2 separate regions of the Homo sapiens genome follow, and region 1 is linked to region 2. Evidence: chromatin contacts called from ENCODE Hi-C or POLR2A ChIA-PET data. All regions are on one chromosome and are shown on one strand. Each heading gives the region's core, a stretch centred on a gene start or an enhancer-like site at or near the end of the contact. The rest is flanking DNA. Distances are from core to core; before and after follow the strand shown. Region 1 overlaps TCF7L1 (transcription factor 7 like 1). Region 2 has its middle 19 kb from the start of TMSB10.

Region 1 (6,848 bases), core at 3,204-5,703, 340 kb after region 2:
TTAGTATCTTTGTGGTTTGCAGTCACCTGTGTAGAATTTGCACATATACTCAAGTGTTATTTGTTTTCAATTACTTCCTCAATTATTGCTGGTGTGTGTGTGTGTGTGTGTGTGTGTGTGTGTGTGTGTGTGTGTGTGTGGTATTTCATAGCCAAAGCTATAAAATGTATTTCCAATAATATTAGTAGAATTTTTTCAGCCCCTAAAACCCACCATAAAAGTTAACTATAATAACAAGGCCCGTAGGCCTGTACACAAGGGCATGGTTTCTATCGAAGTGTATTACACAGGCCAGACCTCTGGATTCTCCACCTCCAGTGGCTGCTGTTTAAAGCAGGCATTAAAAGGAAGATCATTTTCATGTTTGTGATTTGAAGCATGTGTGTGCTCACGAAGGATACCTCCCTGGACAATGCCTGGAAGAGGACTTTGTGAAGTGGAGACTGTACATGATTCCACCAGCAAGCATGTGTCTTGACAAAGGTTGTTAAGGACAAGAAGTTGTGCCTTAGCTGTAACCAAAACCCAGCCTAAGCAATCAGGTGAGTTGAAGTAGATGTTGTCAAAGCTAAAAAGAAGCCAAGCGTGGTGGCTCACACCTGTAATCCCAGCACTTTGGGAGGCTGAGGCAGTGGGATTCTTGAAGCCAGGAGTTTGAGACCAGCCTGGGCAACATAGCAAGATCCCATCTGTTAAAAAAAAAAATTAGCTGGGTGTGGTGATGTGTGCCTATAGTCCCAGCTACTCAAGAGGTTGAGGTGGGAGGATCGCATGAGCCCAGGAGGCCACAGTGAGCCATGTTCGTGCCACTGCACTCCAGCCTGGGCAACAGAGCAAGACAGCATCTCTTTTTTTGTTGTAAGACAAACAATCCCATAGCATTTATTGCCATCTTGTAATAACATAAGGGTAATCAAAACAATATGAATAAATGTTCATATTGGACAAAGGACAGCTAAAAACAAACTGTATCCTTCTCAACAATTTCTCACTTCATTGATCATTTCTAGCTGGAGACACTTTGTAGCAGAGGAATACCTCCTTTTAGCATGATCCGACCCAGTTGTTTTCTTGACTTTGTTTTAGAATGAATCTCTTCCGCATCATCTAATAACAAGGTTCGTATACTCATTAAAACCAATGATACAGCCTTCTGTCCGCATATTCACTTGCTCATAGAGCCACACCTGAATCTGCGATCTATTTTGTAAGTATCTGAAGATGAGGTTGATGGGCGCATCTTCACCTTCTGCACTTTCTGGCCCTGGCCATGGTATGCCATGGTGGAATTTCACAAAGAGCACACCCGCACGCTGCCTCTGAGAGCAACTTCCAGAATCAAGACACCGTCTCTTAAAAGAAAAAAAAAAAAACTAAAAAGAATAAGATGTAGGCTTAGGGCTTCCTCCCCTGAGGAATTCTTTTGGATCCCTCTGGCCTCTGACAAGCCAAGCAGAATATGGAGAAAGGAGTCTGTAGAGGCTGCTGTCAAGTCCAGGGTAAAAACACGAGCATTTCCAAGCATTTCATCAAGGACTTGTTAAAGATCCAGGTTTGAAGTCTCCAAGGAAGACTTTTTTTAAAGATGTTGCCCAAAGGAAAAGAGATCAAACCAGCAGAATGAATTCCCCATCATATACATGGGGGATACCCAGGAACTCACAGGGTCTCTCCGGAACTCTGAAAGCAATTAGAGAACAAGCATATGGGTTGTGGTCCCTAGAGTTGGAGCCTGATGCCATCCTCCAATAAGTTCTCCAGCAGATTCCCTTTGGAAGGCTACTCATGGACCCGGGAAGAAATGACACCCAAGAGCGGGGAACTAGAGGCTAACACAGGGTACTTGCTACTGCAGTGGCTTCAGATACCCTACCCCTACCCCAAACTTGGGCCAGGCCAGTGGCTATGGAACTCCAGAAAGAAGGGCCTCAGAGAGAGAGAGGGAGAAGGAGAGAGTGTCATCTACATCATGACAGTTGCACCTTTTCCATGTGCAACTGGGGAAAGCTGCGGTCCCTCAGCAGCCCTTTGCCTTCACTTGGGCCAATGACCAAAGGTACCCAGGGTGGTAGTCCAGTCACTGGCAAAAGCATGGCAGCCTTTTGGCAAAAGACTTGGGGGCATAAATAGTGAAACACTCAGAGAATGGAATGATTGGCTGGCTAGAAAATGGATGGAGGGTGTTGTTGGGAATAGGCAGTTGGAGATGGGAAGGGTAGGCCAGGGCTTTAATGCCCACTGAGCAGGCATCGGGAACCGCTGGAGCTTTTGTTGGGGGTAGGGTGGAGGGGGGGAAGTAATGCAATCACAGGAAGGGTGGGCTGGCCTGGGGAGGGGCTGCCGGCAGGAGGGCAGCTCAGAGTCTTTACAGAGGTCCAGGGCAGTGAGCAGCAGAGATGAAGGGGAACAATTGGAGAGACAGTCCAAGTTAGAATGACAAGACTTGGTCCCCTGTCAGTTGTAGAGAGTGAGGGAAAGAGAAGAGGCCAGAATGATCCCCAAGGTTTGTACAATACTCAGGGTGACCGCATGTCCTGGTTTACATCATCCATCATAATTGTTAAAGGTGTTCCCTTTCACTTTCAAAGGAGCCTTGGTTGATAGGATGTAGGAAACAGGATCAGGGCTGGATTTTGATGAGTCTGTGTGGGATTGAGCTGCCTGTAGCACGGTGTCAAGGAAGCACTTGGAGATGAGGAGGAAGGCTGGAGCCAGCTGCAGAGATGAGCGTGATCACCGCGTGGGTGCCAACCTGCAGGGGGAGGAGGAGACTACCCAGAGAACACCAGCTTTCGAGGCATAGGCCAAGGTTCTGAGGAGCGGCTGGAGGAGTAAGTGGAAAACCAGCCGAAAGGGTGCCCCAGAAGCTGAGGGGCCTCTTAGGAAAAAGACCTGGAAGATGACATTGGGTTTGGTAGTTAGGAGGTCAGCAGTGGCCTTAGCGAAAACAGGGCCAGTGACGTGGAAGGCAGGTGGCAGTGGGCCGAATGATTGGAGGGAGTGGAGGCATTGACAGTGGGGGTTTGACGGTTTTGTAAAGAGCTTGTAAGGGAGAGACGGCCTCAGCACAGGGCCCATCCAACTGTGGGTCTCCAGCCAATTGCACTGATTTTTCCTGCCCATTCTTCCTTCTTTGAAGGGAAAAATGGAAATTGAAGAGGAAGAAATCAATGACCCATTTGAACCATGACTTGGAGTTTAATTCAGCGTGTATCTGAGTGACTACGTGAGTACTCCTGACCTCCAGGAATGGATAGAATGGAATATGGAAAATCAAGGTGGATCAAATGAGAATTTGGCCAGTGGACTTACAAAAAAGTATTCAAATGGGCCACACCTACCCAGTCTGGTGCTGTGCATGCATCACAAATCCTCGGACATGAGATGGAGTTGTCACCTGGTCAGTGATTGGGTTTCAGAGTCTGGATAGGAACTGGGGGCTCAGGAAGGAAGTGGCAAAGATGTGGAATTTTCAGGTCATCATCAGGCCTGAACAAGACCTGATCACCACCCAGTCTCGGTCCTCAAACAGCTGCTTGTGAAAGTTAAGTTCTGTAACCAACTTCATGCACAGGCTATGCCTAGAATTGGTGTTCTACTAGGTCAGTCAGGAAGTGACAGGGGATTTGAGAAATGTTTTTAGAGCCTTTGTGCTCTGAAATGTACCCTCCTCCCTAACCCAACTAGCCTAGCCTGGATGCTTGAAATTCCATAAAGACCAAGCCCTGGATTTGATTGGAGAGTTGGGGGAATGTGTTGCAGCCCCTCTCCCAACCCAGAAAGAAGGCATGTAATGTGCTAACGCCGTTAGGAGTGTTTATGGCATATGGGTTATGATATTGAATTTGTCCAATAAACCATCAGGAAACTTGTGTGGGCATTTCCTGTCTCACTTTGTGATGGCTAATTTATGAGGGCTGCTGTCAGGTTATAGATTCTCCATTTTTACCAGAAACTTCCACCTTGAGCCTTATAATGGATCCACCGGAATGAAGATATGTATTCTAGGCAAGGATTTAGGTAGGGGAGAACCATGAACCTGGCACACAGTAGCACTAAACAGTGTTTAATGGGTAAGTGGGTGGATGCTTGCTCTGGGCTGTGAAAGAAGAGTGTAAAAGAGACAGGACCATAGATCCAGGAAGGTCATCTTTGAAAGAGAAGCCCAAACAATGGGTAGAAACTACAGAAAGTTATGGAGGGGTAGGTGTGAGCATTTGGGGACCACTCTGATCGCACATTAATATTACCTGGGAGCTTAAAAAAAAAAAAAGTAGATGCTTAAGCCCCACCCTGGAAGAGTTAAATCATAATGGGGAACGCAGACAGGAATCAGTGTTTTTAAAGCTCCTCCCAGCAGCCCTGGTGCCAGTGAGATCTGAGAACTAGCAGACTGGGTTGTCTCCTCTGGTTGAATTGGCGCCCAGACCTTCCCCCAGAGGGGAATCCCTCTGGAAGGGAAAGAGTGGAGGAGAGTGTCCAGGGCGGGGCTGTAGAGTGGACCCTTCCTCAGCCAAGGAAGGACTCGTGCAGCTGGCAGTCACAGCACTTACTGGCCCCAGCGTATGTTGCCCAGGAACCATTGAAGGCTTCCAAACGGCTGAGGTCACATTTTTCCAGGCCCTAATGGGAACGGTTGGGAAGGTTGTCAGGGGCAAGACCCCATTCAAAATAAAACAGCACTCAGAAGTTCAGAAATGAGAGGCTGAAGATTTGAATATAGACTTTACTGGGTTTTTTTTTTTTGAGTGTTTTTATATATTTAATTTTTTTAATTAAAAAGTGATTCCCATTGCATATATTTGCATTTACCTTTTAAAATCAATGTATGTTTAGCCAAAAGAATAAAATAAAAACACCCATAATCTTGTCTCCCAGAGAGATTAAGTTCAACTCACCTCTTAGTGTATATTCTTCCAGATTTCTCAACACATACATAAAGATACCTGTTTTACAAAATTACAAGTAAAAGTAGGATTCAATACATGTTTTTTCTTTTTTTAAGCACTCCCCATTACACAGGTGGAAATACATGTTTCGTATCTTGCTTTTTCACTTAACAGTGTAAACACCTTTCTGTTTCTGTAAATAACCACCTACTACATAAATTCAGATATCATAATTGCAGCATAAGGCATTTAATATCTTTCAGCTATTATAAACAGCTCTTCAGTGAACATCCTTGCAGCTATATTTTGCTTGCATCCTTAATTATTTCCTTAGGATGCATTCCTAGAGACAGTAAGCCTTCAGAAGACTTGATACATACTTCCAAATTGCACAAGACAGGATTTACTAATTTACTTTCCCACCACCAGGGTATTAAAAAGTGCCTGTGGTAATTAAAGGGGGAAAAGGCCACTGCCAACATGAGAGACTAAAAGTAGTTAACTCATTACTGAGTTCATAACTTCTTTATCTCAAATTCTGCAAACAAATGGGAGTGGAACCCAGAGATTTTCCTTGACGGCTTGATGCCCAGCCCAGGAGGATCTTTGTTGTCTGGCCCACCAGGTCACCGGCTCCTGGGGTTTTCAGTGCAGCAGGTATCCTTGTCCAGGGCCTTTGTTTCCCGCTGGTCATTGGTCCAGCATGCTTCCGGTGGGGACTTGGGAACCACCAGGGGGCAGTGTGGAGCTGTTGAGCATGCTCTGCATGCCTTACGGCTTATCCATATTGAAACTTTCAATAATACAAGTATTCTTTTGTTGTGTTTTATGACTTCTCAGATTGGTATTTATAATATTGATTTGCTTACATTAGTATTTCATCCCCTTCCAATTATTTTTATGTTTATGTGTTGTAAAAAAAATAACCTGATCCATCATAGCTGTTCTGTAGCTGGCGGCCAGGACACCTGGGTTGTTCTGATCCCAGCTCTGCCAGTGTCCTCCGTGACCTTGGTGGGACAGCTCACCCCATGGGCCTGACTGCCCTTATCTGAGGAGTGCCAGGATGGGCTGCAGGAGTGGTATGTTTTCTTCTCTTCCAGCACTAGCATAATGAAAGGATTGAGAGTTGGCCTTGGCCAGGTGTGGTGGCTCATGCCTGTAATCCCACCACTTTGGGAGGCCGAGGCGGGCGGATCACTTGAGGTCAGGAGTTCAAGACCAGCCTGGCTAACGTGGTGAAACCCTGTCTCTACAAAAATACAAAAATTAGCTGGGTGTGCACCTGTATTCCAGCTACTTGGGAGGCTGAGGTGGAAGAATCACTTGAACCCGGGAGGCGGAGGTTGCAGTGAACCAAGATTGTGCCACTGCACTCCAGCCTGGGCAACAGAGCGAGGCTCTGTCTCAAAAAAAAAAAAAAAAAAAAAAAGAGTTGGCCTTTGGGGCTGGGCATGGTGGCTCACACCTGTAATCTCAGCACTTTGGGAGGCCGAGGCAGGTGGATCACTTGAGGTCAGGAGTTCAAGACCAACCTGGCCAACATGGTGAACCCCTGTCTTTACTAAAAATACAAAAATTAGCTGGTGTGGTGGCGCACACCTGTAATCCTAGTTACTCAGGAGGCTGAGGCAGGAAAATCACTTGAGCCCAGGAGGCGGAGGTTGCAGTGAGCCAAGATCGCACCATTGCACTCCAACCTGGGCGACAGAGGAAAGACTCTGTCTCAAAAAAAAAAAAAAAAAAGAGTTGGCTTTTGGGTTTGGGATAGACTGGGGCAAGTTAGTTAACCTCTTTGTACCTTAATCCCTCCATCTGTTAAATGAGGATAATAATAGCATCAACTTATAAGGCTGTGGGGGTTAAACGAAATAACACATGGAGTATCTGGCACAAGGTAACGCATCACTAAATGTTTTCTTTAAAGAAATCTGTTTATCCAAGATTTATGCAGACAGT
Region 2 (6,528 bases), core at 3,365-5,864:
TTTAGGAGACACGGGGTTTCACCACGTTGGTCAGGCTGGTCTCAAACTCCTGACCTCAGGTGATCCACCCGCCTCGGCCTCCCAGAGTGCTGGGATTACAGGCATGAGCCACCGTGCGCGGCCAAACTATATTCTTAAACACATTTTGTTCTGGCTTATTGCTGCATATCAAATAACTCCAAGACTTAGCGTCTTAAAACAATCACTATTTTGTTATATATCCTGTAGGACAGGAATTCTTATCTCCCTGCAGATAGCAAAATCCAGAGATGGTCAAATCCCTGCTATAAAATGGCATAGTATTTGCATATAACCTATGCACATCCTCCAGTACACTTTAAATCATCTCGAGATTATTTATAATATCAATGTAAAGGCTATGCAAATAGTTGTTAAACAGTATTGTTTAGGAAATAATGACAAGGAAAACAAAGTCTATACATGTTCAGTATAAAAGCTTTTTTCCCAGATATTTTCAATCCACAATTAATTGAATTCCCTGATGTAGAAACCCTGGATATGAGAAGCCAACTGTATATATACATATCCTATTGGCTCTTTCTCTCTGGAGCACTCTAACATGCCTTCCAAAACATTTACAAAGCAAATATGATCCTGAAAACAAAATCTACTGTGAATATTGTTGCAAACTTCTAAATAAAATACTAGTAAATTTAATCAAAAAAGTATATTACAATAACAAAACATGGCCAAATAAGGTTTATTCCAAGGATGCAATAAAATTTCAATACTAGGAAATCTGTTGTCATAATTCAGCATATTAACTGGTAAAGCAAAATATGCTCATCTTTATTTTTATTTATTTTTTATTTTTGAGATGGAGTTTCGCTCATTGCCCAGGCTGGAGTGGAATGGTGCGATCTCAGCTCACCACAACCTCCACCTCCCGGTTCAAACAATTCTCCTGTCTCAGCCTCCCAAGTAGCTGGGATTACAGGCATGTGCCACCAAGACTGGCTAATTTTGTATTGTTAGTAGAGACAGGGTTTCTCCATGTTGGTCAGGCTGGTCTTGAATGCCCAACCTCAGGTGCTCCACCCGCCTCGGCCTCCCAAAGTGCTGGATTATAGGAGTGAGCCACTGCACCCAGCCAAAATATGCTCATCTTGGTATGAGCCTGTGATGGTTAATTTTATGGTCAATTTGAGTGGACCCAGATTAAACGTTGTTTCTGAGTATATTTGTGAGGGTGTTTCTGGATGAGAATTGCATTTGAACTGGTGGGCCCAGTAGATTGCCCTCCCCAGTATTTATGCGGCCTCATTGCTTGAACTGGGACATCTTTTATCTTCTGCCGCCTCAAAACTGAGATTCATATCATCATTTCCTCTGGTTCTCAGGTCTCTGGACCCAGACTGAATTATAGCCCAGGCTTTCCTGGGTCTCCAGCTTGTCGAAAGCAGATTGTGGGACTCCTCAGCCTCCATAATTGCATGAGTCTACTCATAATAAATTTATTCTTAGGCCAGGCTTGGTGGCTTACACCTGCAATCCCAGCACTTTGGGAGGCCAAAGTGGGTGGATCAAGGTGGGAGGTCAGGGGTTCGAGACTAGCCTGGCCAACATGGTGAAAACCTGTCTCTACTGAAAATACAAAGAATTAGCTGGGTGTGGTGGCGGGCACCTGTAATCCCAGCTTCTCAGGAGGCTAAGGCAGGAGGATTACCTGAGCCCAGGAGCTGGAGGCTTCATTGAGCCATGATCATGCCATAGCACTTCAGCCTGGGCAACAGAGCAAGACCCTGTCTCAAAAAAAAGAAGGAAGGAAGGAAGAAAGGAGGGAGGGGAGGGAGGGGAGGGAGGGAGGGAGGGATTGATTCTAGTTATATAATTCTATGTATAAAATATGCACATTTAAAAAAATATAAGGAAGACATAAAGTTATATTCTTTTGACAAAAAGAATTGTATGTAATACAGAGATTATGTAAAGCCTATTTATGAAAGAAGGTAAAAAGAAACTAGTAAATAGGTGAAAGAGATGTAAAGAGAGTCACAGATGTAAAGATGTATTTTTGGTAACAAAGATTAAGAAGAAAAGAGAATAATTTTGTATGAGAAATAATCTTATGTGGTAAATTTTTGTCCTACAGTAAAATGACTGTTTATTTAAGAAAGAGGGAAATTTATGACAAAACAAAAAGTTCAAGCATGTTGTAAATTGTCTGTGTAAATCATGATAAGGTTCATAAAAAGAAAAGCTATAAAAAATTTTGTGTATGATTAACTTGGCTATAATTAAAAGGAAATAATTTATAATAGTCATGATAAATGTGCTTAACTGCACAAGCAGCCAAAGGGCACAGGAACCACTCTGATTATTCTGTATAGAATTCATTTCCTAGGCCGGGCGCTGTGGCTCACGCCTGTAATCCCAGCACTTTGGGAGGCCGAGGTGGGAGGACCACGAGGTCAGGAGATCAAGACCATCCTGGCCAACATGGTGAAACCCCGTTTCAACTAAAAATACAAAAATTAGCCAGGCATGGTGGTGTGCGCCCGTAGTCTCAGCTACTTGGGAGGCTGAGGCAGGAGAATCACTTGAACCTGGGAGGTGGAGGTTGTGGTAAGCCAAGATCGCACCACTGCACTCTGGGCGACAGAGTGAGACTCCGTCTCAAAAAAAAAAAAAAAAAAGCAGCTGGGTGTGGTAACACACACCTGCAATCCCAGCTACTCAGGAGGCTGAGGCAGGGGAGTCACTTGAACCTGGGAGGCAGGAGTTACAGTGAGCCAAGATCAAGCCACTGCACTCCAGGCCTGGGCAATAGAGTGAGACCCTGTCTAAAAAAAAAAAAAAAAAGAAATTCAATCTGGTCCTGCACCCCACTATTAACTATATCTACCACATCAGTGCTCCTACAGGGGAGGCTACTTCCCTGAACACAGAGAGTGGGTGAGAGTCTCAGGTCCTTGAGGAAACTGCAGGCTTCTGGCTCCTCCCAGTCCTGGGGAGTTTCCCAAACCTCTCTCCCTTTGTCTTGACACTTCCTCTCATTCTCTTCCCCTGGGGTCAACCCACGTAATCCCGGTGCAGCCCATTCCTTCCTGGATTAGCCCACTAAAATGCTAAAACCCATCAGAGTTTCCTTACCACCAACACTGCTCGTGAACAAACCTGTCACCAGGACCTGAACTGTACCAAGGGATGCTTTTCCCCACTATAATCTTCATCAACCTCTTAAATAAAATAAGCACTTATAATATCCTCATATAAACATGAATAAAGGCATCTCTGGAAATGTTTCTGTTTTAATTAAGCTGCAAACGCTTCATCCTTACAAGGCATATAGAGTTTCAAGGCAAACCCATAGTTGCCCCCCACATCCCCAGACCACCCCCTCCTGACTGAAGCAGAAAAATAGGGTCTGGAGGCAGGGAACCTAAGGCCGATTCACGCTGACTTTCTAGAACTAAATCAAAAGGAAAACCCCAACTTTCCACACCTAAGTAACAAAAGGACTGGAGGCTACTCCCTTTGCAAACCCCACCCCCCTTTTCTGTGGGGCCGACGGAAAATTGAAAGTATCTCTGATTGGTTGATTTCTGCAACCAGATATTTGCATAGGAGTGTAACTTTGTAACTTCACTTCAGCCTCTGATTGGTTGCTTTCCACAACCAATCAGACACTTACAAAGGTGTAAGTTACTTTGTAACTTCACTTCAGCCTCTGATTGGTTAATTTCTGCAACCAATCAGACTGATAGTGGGCCACTATTTCTTTTACTTAGAGTGTACACCAAGTCGCCAGTGGGAAACCTCTAGAGGGTATTTAAACCCCAGAAAATCCTATGCTTGGTCTGTTCGCACCCTGTGGAGTGTACTCTCGTTTTCAATAAATTTTTGCTTTTGTTGCTTCATTCCTTCCTTGCTTTGTTTGTGCATTTTGTCCAATCCTTTGTTCAAACTGCCAAGAACCTGGACACCCTCCACCCATAACATAACCAGATTGCTGCCTTTGAGCCTCTTCTTTTTTAGAAATTCTAAAGGCGCTACTGAGAATATGATGCATGTCCCTTCAGCCACTAGCTGTTCCCATCTCTTCTGGGAGATGTTCAGCGCTGGGTCCTCTCCACCTGCCCACAGGTTTAGGGAGCCGAGGGAGCCTTCCAGAGCCTCTAAGTCACCTCTCTAGGAGGCTGTCTGCCTGGCCCACACACAGGCAGGCCCCATTCTTGGCCTCCCCAAGCCAAGAGGGCACAGACTGATGATCCAGGGCAGGTCTAGGCAAGTGGGGCATGCAGGGATGTTGTATTAAAGCTTAAGCATCATGAGAGGATCTGATGACTCAGGGAGCAATTTCTTGAGCCCATATTGTCCACCTGGGAAGAAATTGTGGCTGAGGAGTATTCAGGAGCAGCTATGGGGGAGAGAGGGGCAGAAATACACCTCAAGGTAGGCCTCTACTGGGTTCAGGAGGTCCCGGGGCTAGGCAGAGAAAGGCAAGCTTGAGACCCAACAGCGCCACCCACCATGCATAAATCGGTTCCCTAGTCATCAATTCGCTTATGAATACGGAGGCCCCGGAAAGGTGAAGGGTGCCTTCTGGTGGCCAGCTGTGGAGGTGGCCTCGGAGAAGGGTGACCCGAGTGACAAGTTGCAGTGAGCGCTGGCTGCGTGCCCAGCCGCGTTGCACAACTCCCGGGCCACCAGGGGGCGCCATTCTCACACATTCCAGAGCAAACGGTGCTCCTTGGAGTTGAGCGGCGCGACGGTCCTGCAGCAGCTAGCCTGGGATGTACCCACAGCTCACCGGGGAGTCCGGGCCACACGTCAGCTGGATCTTGAATGAGATGAAGACGGGGAGAAAGGGCCTTCCGGACAAAGGGCTTACGCCCTGGATAAAGGGCGTGGAGGGGCGTGGCACGTTCAGTCTGGACACAGCATAAAGTGCATTGGAGAGAGGCGGGAGACAGGATGGAAAGGAGGGTGGGAAGAGCTATGAAGCTCCCCAGGGCCTTGCTAACGCGTTTGGACTTTATCCCGCGCCAGACTTTTTAAAGGTGGTAAGTAGTTTACAGATGTGCGTTTTGAGGCCAGCACATTTTGTTGTTGTCGTTTGTTTGTTTGTTTTTCTTTGAGACGGGGTCTCACTCCCAGGCTGGAGTGCAATAACGTGATCTCAGCTCACTGCAACCTCCGCCTCCCAGGTTCAAGCGATTCCCCTGCCTCAACCTGTCGAATAGCTGGGGCTACAGGCGCCCACCACCACGCCTGGCTAATTTTTGTATTTTTAGTGGAGACGGGGTTTCACCACGTTGGCCAGGCTGGTCTCGAACTCCTGACTTCAGGTGATCCTCCCGCCAAGGCCTCCCAAAATCCTGGGATTACGGCCATCGTGCCGGGCCAGCAGCACAGCGTCTTAAGCAATTTTGGATATGAATACCTTCGAGACGAGCTTGCGCTCCCACAGACCCCACCACTCCTACAGTCTGTAATTACCCCCAGCTGCACCCATATGCGTAGCTTCCCTGGTCCAGAGGGACGTGCGTGTGTGACCCTGCAGGATAGTGGGGTGGCCCTGCATGGCATGGCTGCCAGTGCTAAGAGGGGTGTGCCGCCAGCCTCTGATCCCTCTCACCGGCGGGCCCCCCATCATCATCACTATATGATGACCTGAGGCGTCCAGGCTCCCGAGGAAAGCCTGCCGCCCTGGTTCCTACAAGGGACGCCTAAACACAGAGTCCTAAACACAGAGTCCTAAACACATGCAGGGTTGGAGGGAGACTGACGAACTCAACTACCAGCCTGCAGTCGGCAGCCATCAGCGGATTGCAGGTACCCCGCGTGCGTGTCTCGGCTACAGTGCGGAAGACAAGAGGCCTTAGGAAGTGGGAACGGGCGCCATCTGGTGGTCATCTCTGGAGTGACAGCAGAGAACTGGAACATATTTTATATTTTGTTTCCACTGCTCCATGACTTGACTAAAGCAGAAACAATTCGGAGAGTACTGTAGTATTAAATACCTAAGGGCCACACCAGGCCAGAAAGCAACAAAAAAGAAATGCTAAAAAGAAGTTCTTCAGAGAGGGATCCAAGAAGGAATAAGTGAAGGTAAAATGAAATCCTTTTTCTTATATTTAATTAATCTAATAGATAACTGATAAAAGTTCTAATAGCAACAATGTATTAGGCAATTGTAGCATATGTATAAGTGAACTGAATAACCGCAATGTTATAAAGGATGGGAAGGAGGAATTGTGAATGCATAAATGGTACCTGCACCACTTGTAACACTTGTGAAGTGCTGCAGCGTTATTTACAAGTGGAAGTAGCCAGACACAAAAGGGCAAATATTGTATGAGTCCATTTATATCGTTGCCTACAATAGCCCAAATTAGAGAGAGAGAAAGTAGTACAGAGTTTACAGGGACTAAGTCAAGGGAAAAATGGGGAGTTGTTATTTAATGGGTAGAGTTTCTGGGATGGTGAAAAAATCTACAGACAAACAGTGTTTTTTTGTTTTGTTTTGTTTTGTTTTTTGAGATGGAGTCTCGCCCTGTCGCC

The links. A loop is a pair of places that touch in the nucleus more often than their neighbours do. ChIA-PET counts read pairs that join two places held with the same protein, here RNA polymerase II (POLR2A). Pooled maps may share reads with other maps.
Region 1: a loop to region 2 is called in a pooled map, with 7 times the contacts of the local background. The contact joins two enhancer-like sites. A Hi-C loop is called at or near these places in 1 of 168 maps with a recorded cell type or tissue (prostate gland) and 6 of 50 pooled maps. POLR2A ChIA-PET finds 5 or more read pairs at or near these places in 1 of 52 experiments (Panc1).

The regions. Positions count from the first base shown.
Region 1 is chr2:85,261,033-85,267,880 of GRCh38, forward strand. The region is part of intron 3 of TCF7L1 (transcription factor 7 like 1); the gene reads left to right. It also overlaps the pseudogene SNRPEP11. Among named protein-coding and RNA genes, the nearest start is that of TGOLN2, 64 kb to the right of the region's middle. RefSeq lists an enhancer at 1,506-2,433. Within about 2 kb of position 4,454, at least 10 of the 41 ENCODE cell types and tissues checked have a DNase peak (open chromatin) inside an H3K27ac peak, as active enhancers do.
Region 2 is chr2:84,921,322-84,927,849 of GRCh38, forward strand. No RefSeq gene overlaps it. Among named protein-coding and RNA genes, the nearest start is that of TMSB10, 19 kb to the left of the region's middle. RefSeq lists enhancers at 3,758-3,807, 4,742-5,403, 5,155-5,204, 5,845-5,894. Within about 2 kb of position 4,615, at least 19 of the 41 ENCODE cell types and tissues checked have a DNase peak (open chromatin) inside an H3K27ac peak, as active enhancers do.